2 separate regions of the Homo sapiens genome follow, and region 1 is linked to region 2. Evidence: read pairs that join two places in POLR2A ChIA-PET (ENCODE). Cell type or tissue: A673. All regions are shown on one strand. Each heading gives the region's core, and the rest is flanking DNA. Links, peaks and the distances in the headings are about the cores only. Region 1 overlaps PCDHGA1 (protocadherin gamma subfamily A, 1). Region 2 holds the start of PCDHGA12 (protocadherin gamma subfamily A, 12).

What was found. ChIA-PET counts read pairs that join two places held together with the same protein. Peaks named below come from ENCODE experiments on the same cell type or tissue, not always from the same donor. Only the 100,000 strongest peaks of a DNase experiment are listed, where the experiment ranks them.
Region 1: POLR2A ChIA-PET joins it to region 2 with 9 read pairs; 7 of 35 experiments call an interaction of 5 or more read pairs at or near these places.

What each region holds. Positions count from the first base shown.
Region 1 is chr5:141,492,966-141,497,472 of GRCh38, forward strand. It overlaps PCDHGA1 (protocadherin gamma subfamily A, 1), which reads left to right. Exons shown (of 4, transcript NM_018912.3): 2 at 1,842-1,900. PCDHGA2 (protocadherin gamma subfamily A, 2) reads left to right here. Exons shown (of 4, transcript NM_018915.4): 2 at 1,842-1,900. PCDHGA3 (protocadherin gamma subfamily A, 3) reads left to right here. Exons shown (of 4, transcript NM_018916.4): 2 at 1,842-1,900. PCDHGB1 (protocadherin gamma subfamily B, 1) reads left to right here. Exons shown (of 4, transcript NM_018922.3): 2 at 1,842-1,900. It also overlaps PCDHGA4, PCDHGB2, PCDHGA5, PCDHGB3, PCDHGA6 and PCDHGA7, and 13 more genes. Among named protein-coding and RNA genes, the nearest start is that of PCDHGC5, 6.1 kb to the left of the region's middle. RefSeq lists an enhancer at 1-43. In A673, for the core only: no CTCF peak of the experiment used is centred there; DNase peaks (open chromatin) are centred at 2,016, 2,356, 2,726 and 3,266; H3K4me3 peaks cover 1,111 bases; H3K27ac peaks cover 4,000 bases.
Region 2 is chr5:141,428,989-141,433,214 of GRCh38, forward strand. The region is part of intron 1 of PCDHGA1 (protocadherin gamma subfamily A, 1); the gene reads left to right. The region is part of intron 1 of PCDHGA2 (protocadherin gamma subfamily A, 2); the gene reads left to right. All of the region lies in intron 1 of PCDHGA3 (protocadherin gamma subfamily A, 3), which reads left to right. The region is part of intron 1 of PCDHGB1 (protocadherin gamma subfamily B, 1); the gene reads left to right. It also overlaps PCDHGA4, PCDHGB2, PCDHGA5, PCDHGB3, PCDHGA6 and PCDHGA7, and 10 more genes. RefSeq lists an enhancer at 1,415-1,554. In A673, for the core only: no CTCF peak of the experiment used is centred there; no DNase peak of the experiment used is centred there.

The DNA of each region.
Region 1 (4,507 bases), core at 215-4,214, 64 kb after region 2:
AACAAGTCCTGTCTCCTCTGGCAGATGGAAAGCTATAGGCTCTGCCAGATGCCAGGGTGCCCTTATGTGTGAGGAAACTACAATAGTAAAAAACACAAGTTTCTCCAACTCCAGGAGCTTTTATTCAAAATATATCAATGCCTAACTCTGCTCCTAGGACTGTATTTTGAAACACCCCCAGGTGATTTTGATAGCTGATTGAGAGAAACTTACTATATAACTCCTTTGAGAACCTCATCTCATTTGCTCTTCCCACCATTGCTGTTGGCTAGGTACTAACATGCCTCTCTTATAACAGCTTCACAGAGGTCAAGTGACTTGCTCAAGTTCACAGAGCAAGTAAGAGAGATTCTAACCCCTGTCTAACTCCAGAATGTGTGCTTTTAATTTCTTGGCACTTGGAACTTTAAAAGCTTGAGGACAGGAGAGGGGAGTTGCCTCTGCTGGGATTTTGCTTCTGCTGGGATGGGGCAAGGGTGGGGTTCCTTCCCTTTTAGGACCTTACATGTGGGGAAAGTCTTCTGTGGCTCCTCATTTCTGAGCAGTCCCCGCAGCGCAAACTTGGCCAGTTATCCTTTTGGAGATTGAGTTCCCCCAGCTCCGTTTCCTCCTATCACAATCACTGCATTTCCATGTAGATTCTGCTGTGTCTAAGAATACAGTGGCTGAGGGCTGGCCATCCCTGTGCCCTTCTCCATGGCAGCCCCAGAATGGTGCTGGTGACTCCCGATACACCTGGAATGCTAGGTTTCTGGGTTCTGCTCATATCACTGCCACCTGTGAGCCTTGAGTGAGCCACTGGCAGTTCCGGAGCTTCCTTCTCCCTGGAGTAATCTGAGATACTCACACTCTCTGCTTCTGGGAGCAAGTATGAGTATTAATTACCAGCCCACCCCAGAACCAGTGAGGAGGTGGCTCTAGGAGTGCTCCATGAGAGTGTGTGATGGGATAACACACCCCCTGGAAAGACCAGAAGGGACTCAGGAATGAAGTGGCTGGCCAGAGCCCCACACCTTCAGCTAGGTGGGAGATGGCTACACATCAGCCCCTTGGGAGCCCTGGAGACTTAGTTGGCCCTGCTTGGAGGCTGTGGGAGCTGGATCCCTCCCCGCTGCATCCCTTCCATTTTTCTCCGTCTCAGACAGAGCAGCCTTGTTCTCTTCTCCTTAGTCACAGACCATTGTCTGGCACGGAGTTCTAGGGGTGAGAAGTGTCCCGGGACTTGGATGCCCCGCAAAGGCCCAATCTGGCATGACTCCTAAATTAATAATGTATTTAGCTGTGGGAAGAGATTCTTGCAAGCCAAGGGCCCAGAGAAGATGTCCCTGTGAATGTGTCACTGCACAACCTGGCACCAAAAGGGTTACCAAGAACAGCAGCCATCTTGCTGCAGAGGATGCTTTGTTCCCAGCTGAGGAGTTGAATAAATTCATTCTAGGGCTGGTAGAATTCTCATTGAAAAGCCTCCTTTGCCACTTTAGGGGGCTTTGTCTGCACCTCTTCCCCCAGTTCCACAGAAGATGCCTTCAGTCCTTGAATTTTGGCTCAGGAGTTCTGACTCTGGGGGCAGGGAGGAAGGGGCCATTTCTTTAGGAAAGGAGTCTCAGCTTGCTCACTGTGGTCAGATGAAATGTGATTTATCTCTTGGTTTCTGGTACCTCAGACCTCTGAGACCTGAGGTGTATTTTGTCTTTGGAGATGAGTCCACCCCTGCCCCCTCTTAGTCCGTTTTCTTCTCTGTGCCCACTCCCCTCCTTCTCTCCCGGCCCATCCCTAGGGGCTCGGGTGACATTCTAACTTCTCACGGGTACTCAGCCCCTTTCCCTCTGTTTTCTCCACAGCAAGCCCCGCCCAACACGGACTGGCGTTTCTCTCAGGCCCAGAGACCCGGCACCAGCGGGTAGGTGACTGATTCTCCAGCCCACCCTCTTCTCTGCGGCATTTTCTCAGGGATGACGTGGGAGGAGATGGGGGAGGGCCCAGCATTTGCTACAGATGGCTTCTCCCTCAGTTTGAGATCCCAGGGAGGTCTTGGTGTGCGGGGGGCTGGCACACAGACCCCGGAAGGAAGAGGCGACTGCCCTGACTGTTCAGGAAGCTCAATTCACATGCTTGCCCCTTCCCTCCTCGCCACGACCGGCACCTTTTCCTATCCCCTGAGGGCACTGTGGAACCAAAGGATGGTCTTAAGCTGGTCTCTGGGTGAAAGCGAGGCTTTCTATGCCCATGTACTGCCTAACCCCCTCCCCTGAGTTGAGCTGGGCTCCATTATGACCTGGGGCTCAGGCAGAAAAGCATTTGACCGGAGGAGGCGGTCCGCACTCAGCGCCTCCTCCAGAGCCTCCAGAGCCGAGGCTGACTGCAGCCTGGGGAGAGTGGAGGCAGCACAGCTGGAGGTGGAACTGAGGAAGGACTGGGCGGGGCATGGAGCAGGCCCCCTTCTCCGGCCCCTCCTCCCACTGTCCTCTGCCCCTACTTGTCCTGCTCTCTGTCTGTGGGGTCTCCGTGTCTCTGCCCCTTTTTCTTGAGTTTCCGTCTTTGCCACTTTCTCTTACCTCTCAGTCCTTCCCTCAGTCTCTATCTCGCTTTGCAATCTCTGCCTCTCCCTCTCTTCTCCATCTCTGTCTTAGCTTCCGTCTTGATTGCTGCACCTCAGCCTCAGTCCCTTTCATTTGTCTACTTGCATTGATCTGTGCCGCCCACTGTGCCTGCCATGGCATAAGTGCTCAATAAATGTGGAGTGAGTAACTACACGGGACCCTTAGTCTCTTTCTCCTTCTCTATCTCTGCCTCCCTGTCCTTGTCCTGGACCTCTTTTCTGTTTCTCCTTTCACCGTTTCCTAGCGCCTTGTGTTCTTCTATCCCCAGCCTCTATGTTTCTCTGTCTCTCACTATTTCTGCTTTCCTCTCTGTTCTTTGTCTCTCTTTGTCTCTGTCTCTGTATATCTTTCTTTGTCTCTGTCTCTGGTCTCTGTGCCTGTTGTCTTTTTCTGCCTCTTTCTCTGTTACTCTTTCTTTATCTCTCTTTTTCTTTTATCTTGTCTTTTTTCTCTGAGCCTCTGTCTCTGTCTCTCATTTTTTTGTGCTTGTGGGCAAGCCAGCACACACAACCCCCCACCCACCACCCACCAACACCCCGCTCTCTTCCTTCCCTGCCCCTCACACACTGAGCCTTTGATCGCAGCTCTCCACCAGACACCCTCCCATCCAAGCAGCCCCAGCTGCTCATTTCAATCTGGTATGAATTCCTGCTGAGACAGGAACCCCCTGCGGGCTGAAGGGGAGGGAAACTTCAGCAGAAAGACCTTCAGTTGGTCTGAGCAGAGTGGGATAGGCTCTGCGCCAGGCCTCCCAGTTAGAAGTCAGGAGCCTGGAGGAGTCTCAGAGCCCAGGGAGAGAAGCAGGAGCTTGGGCCACCTTACCCTACCTCCTCAATGGTTGAGTACTTGCTGTCCACATTTGCCAAGTTGCTACAGATGCTGAGCTTCCAAGAGTTATCTTTCCCCCATCCTGCAACCAACCAAACCCTTGTTGCCACAAGGACCCAGGAGCCCTTGGTGTATGGCAGAGATTCCAGCTTCTGGGCATGCACAGTCCTGTCACCCATTTTAGGAACGCAAAGCGCTTCTTAGAAGGCCCCTAAAAAGCAGCAGATCAAAAGGCTTGGGCTGCCCTTGCCCTTCCTTTGACCCCAGCTGTTGTCCTTCTCCCTGCTGGCCTTGCCAACCTTCTCATAAGTTATCCATTAAGTCATTAATGTATTCATTCGTTCATTTATTCAACAAATATTTATCGAGCATCTACTATGAGCAGGGCCCTGTGCTAAACATTGGGCTATAGGAGTGAACAAGTAGATGTGATCCCAGAACTCATAGGCTTCCAGACCAGCAGAGGAGACTGAAAATTTGCAACAAGTAACACTTAAAAAAAAAAAAAAAGGCTGGGCACTGTGGTTCACGCCTGTAATCCCAGCACTTTGGGAGGCCAAGGTGGGTAGATCACTTGAGGTCAGGGGTTTGAGACCAGCCTGGCAGCCAACATGGTGAAACCCCATCTCGATTAAAAATACAAAAATTAGCCAGGCGTGGTGGCAGGCACCTGTAATCCCAGCGACTTAGGAGGCTGAGGCAGAACTGCTTGAACCCGGAAGGCAGAGGTTGCAGTGAGCTGAGATCACGAAAAAAAAATAATCTAGCCACAAATCACAGTAAGTTCTGAGAGGCAGAGAACAATGTGAGTGTAATGGGGGGGGGAAGATCAGAGAAGGCTTCTAGGAGGAGGTGACATTGAGAAGTTCTAGGCCATTTATGTTCCCTCTACCTACCACCACCCCAGGCCATACACTGGCTTTGAAGCAGAATTCACCATTGAACCTGGAAGCCCCACCAACTGCCTCTCATGTGTCCTCTGGGGTGAGCACCTTACCCCTGCCTCAACTCCCATTCCATCAAATGAGAGGCTTAGTGGCCTGGAATACATGTGGGAGCTCTTGGAGATATGGAGGAGA
Region 2 (4,226 bases), core at 1-4,000:
GGACTACAGGCGCCCGCCACCACGCCCGGCTAATTTTTTGCATTTTTAGTACAGACGGGGTTTCACCGTGTTAGCCAGGATGGTCTCGATTTCCTGACCTCGTGATCTGCCCGCCTCGGCCTCCCAAAGTGCTGGGATTATAGGCGTGAGCCACTGCACCCGGCCCGGAGACATTGTTTATACACACACACACACACACACACACACACACACACACGTGTGAAAAGTGGGTATTATGATACTGCTGTCATTGAGATATTTTAATTGAGGAATAAATTTTTTTCCTGTGATGTTTCTTGGGACATCAATATTTGAGTATATAAGGCTTTTTCTTTAATCCATTAACTATAAATTTTGAAGAAAATGCATGAGAAAATGGAGAAAATGTGTTTTTTTTTTAAAAAAAATTGAGATTAAGGTCTCATTATGTTGCCCAGGCTGGACTCAAACTCTTGGGCTACAGTAATCCTCCCACCTCAATCTCCAGAGTAGCTGAGACTACAGTTGCCTGAAACTGTGCCTGGCAGAGAAAAAAGCTTAAAAAAATAAGAACATGGTAATGATTTGATAATATTCAGTTACATTTACTTTTGATTCTTGTAATTCAAGTAAACTCAATTTTATGTCTGATATTTTCTCACAGCTACCTATATATTTCTTCCCAATTTAAAATATATTATTTTATTTTATGCCTAGCAAATATCTTTACAGTATAAATATTTACGCTCATGAAAGTACGTAGCCAGTTATTTCTTAGGGAGAATTTTTTCCCTATATTTTGATGGGCTTCCAAAAGTATTACCAGTAATTCTCAGTAATTACAATTAGGTCAGTTACCCAGGAAAAGGTAAGTCTGTAACATTCTTTGGACTACCAATTTTCTTTTACTAAGTTTCCTGAACAATAAATATTTTTGAAATATAATGTATTAATAGAATTCTGGAGTACTTCCATTATTTCCAGTCAATGCAAGTTGGAATGCTTCTACTTTATGCTAAAAATATTAATGTTTCTTTTTCACTTGGGTTCTTGTTAAGTGTGATTCTGATAATGTATACAATCACATATCATTTTTAGGTTTCCATAATATCATGAAAATTTGATTTTTAAGCGTTACATGTCAACAACCTGGTAAAGTAATCCTTCCATTCAGGATCATTCAAGGAATCTATTTAAAAATATTTTCCCCAAATTATAGCTGAATCAGAAAGTTTAAATTATTATATTATATGATTTGTCAAAAAGAGAAACTCCTAGGGAGACATCTCCATAATAGGTGTGTTGGGGGAACAGTAATCTCAAAGCAGATGCACTAACATTATAAGATTAAAATCATTGTTTATAGAAACTTCCAATTCATTTAAAAGCTCATTGGGGAAAAAAAAGCTCATTGGGAAAAAAAAAAAAAGCTCACTAAAGTTTCTATTAAAGCGAATACGGTAGATTTCCATCCCCTTTTGAAGAACAGTAGGTGGAGCTATTTAAGATATAAAAACGAAATATCCTTTCTGGGAGTTCAAGATTGTGCAGTAATTGGTTAGGACTCTGAGCGCCGCTGTTCACCAATCGGGGAGAGAAAAGCGGAGATCCTGCTCGCCTTGCACGCGCCTGAAGCACAAAGCAGATAGCTAGGAATGAACCATCCCTGGGAGTATGTGGAAACAACGGAGGAGCTCTGACTTCCCAACTGTCCCATTCTATGGGCGAAGGAACTGCTCCTGACTTCAGTGGTTAAGGGCAGAATTGAAAATAATTCTGGAGGAAGATAAGAATGATTCCTGCGCGACTGCACCGGGACTACAAAGGGCTTGTCCTGCTGGGAATCCTCCTGGGGACTCTGTGGGAGACCGGATGCACCCAGATACGCTATTCAGTTCCGGAAGAGCTGGAGAAAGGCTCTAGGGTGGGCGACATCTCCAGGGACCTGGGGCTGGAGCCCCGGGAGCTCGCGGAGCGCGGAGTCCGCATCATCCCCAGAGGTAGGACGCAGCTTTTCGCCCTGAATCCGCGCAGCGGCAGCTTGGTCACGGCGGGCAGGATAGACCGGGAGGAGCTCTGTATGGGGGCCATCAAGTGTCAATTAAATCTAGACATTCTGATGGAGGATAAAGTGAAAATATATGGAGTAGAAGTAGAAGTAAGGGACATTAACGACAATGCGCCTTACTTTCGTGAAAGTGAATTAGAAATAAAAATTAGTGAAAATGCAGCCACTGAGATGCGGTTCCCTCTACCCCACGCCTGGGATCCGGATATCGGGAAGAACTCTCTGCAGAGCTACGAGCTCAGCCCGAACACTCACTTCTCCCTCATCGTGCAAAATGGAGCCGACGGTAGTAAGTACCCCGAATTGGTGCTGAAACGCGCCCTGGACCGCGAAGAAAAGGCTGCTCACCACCTGGTCCTTACGGCCTCCGACGGGGGCGACCCGGTGCGCACAGGCACCGCGCGCATCCGCGTGATGGTTCTGGATGCGAACGACAACGCACCAGCGTTTGCTCAGCCCGAGTACCGCGCGAGCGTTCCGGAGAATCTGGCCTTGGGCACGCAGCTGCTTGTAGTCAACGCTACCGACCCTGACGAAGGAGTCAATGCGGAAGTGAGGTATTCCTTCCGGTATGTGGACGACAAGGCGGCCCAAGTTTTCAAACTAGATTGTAATTCAGGGACAATATCAACAATAGGGGAGTTGGACCACGAGGAGTCAGGATTCTACCAGATGGAAGTGCAAGCAATGGATAATGCAGGATATTCTGCGCGAGCCAAAGTCCTGATCACTGTTCTGGACGTGAACGACAATGCCCCAGAAGTGGTCCTCACCTCTCTCGCCAGCTCGGTTCCCGAAAACTCTCCCAGAGGGACATTAATTGCCCTTTTAAATGTAAATGACCAAGATTCTGAGGAAAACGGACAGGTGATCTGTTTCATCCAAGGAAATCTGCCCTTTAAATTAGAAAAATCTTACGGAAATTACTATAGTTTAGTCACAGACATAGTCTTGGATAGGGAACAGGTTCCTAGCTACAACATCACAGTGACCGCCACTGACCGGGGAACCCCGCCCCTATCCACGGAAACTCATATCTCGCTGAACGTGGCAGACACCAACGACAACCCGCCGGTCTTCCCTCAGGCCTCCTATTCCGCTTATATCCCAGAGAACAATCCCAGAGGAGTTTCCCTCGTCTCTGTGACCGCCCACGACCCCGACTGTGAAGAGAACGCCCAGATCACTTATTCCCTGGCTGAGAACACCATCCAAGGGGCAAGCCTATCGTCCTACGTGTCCATCAACTCCGACACTGGGGTACTGTATGCGCTGAGCTCCTTCGACTACGAGCAGTTCCGAGACTTGCAAGTGAAAGTGATGGCGCGGGACAACGGGCACCCGCCCCTCAGCAGCAACGTGTCGTTGAGCCTGTTCGTGCTGGACCAGAACGACAATGCGCCCGAGATCCTGTACCCCGCCCTCCCCACGGACGGTTCCACTGGCGTGGAGCTGGCTCCCCGCTCCGCAGAGCCCGGCTACCTGGTGACCAAGGTGGTGGCGGTGGACAGAGACTCCGGCCAGAACGCCTGGCTGTCCTACCGTCTGCTCAAGGCCAGCGAGCCGGGACTCTTCTCGGTGGGTCTGCACACGGGCGAGGTGCGCACGGCGCGAGCCCTGCTGGACAGAGACGCGCTCAAGCAGAGCCTCGTAGTGGCCGTCCAGGACCACGGCCAGCCCCCTCTCTCCGCCACTGTCACGCTCACCGTGGCCGTGGCCGACAGCATCCCCCAAGTCCTGGCGGACCTCGGCAGCCTCGAGTCTCCAGCTAACTCTGAAACCTCAGACCTCACTCTGTACCTGGTGGTAGCGGTGGCCGCGGTCTCCTGCGTCTTCCTGGCCTTCGTCATCTTGCTGCTGGCGCTCAGGCTGCGGCGCTGGCACAAGTCACGCCTGCTGCAGGCTTCAGGAGGCGGCTTGACAGGAGCGCCGGCGTCGCACTTTGTGGGCGTGGACGGGGTGCAGGCTTTCCTGCAGACCTATTCCCACGAGGTTTCCCTCACCACGGACTCGCGGAAGAGTCACCTGATCTTCCCCCAGCCCAACTATGCAGACATGCTCGTCAGCCAGGAGAGCTTTGAAAAAAGCGAGCCCCTTTTGCTGTCAGGTGATTCGGTATTTTCTAAAGACAGTCATGGGTTAATTGAGGTGAGTTTATATCAAATCTTCTTTCTTTTTT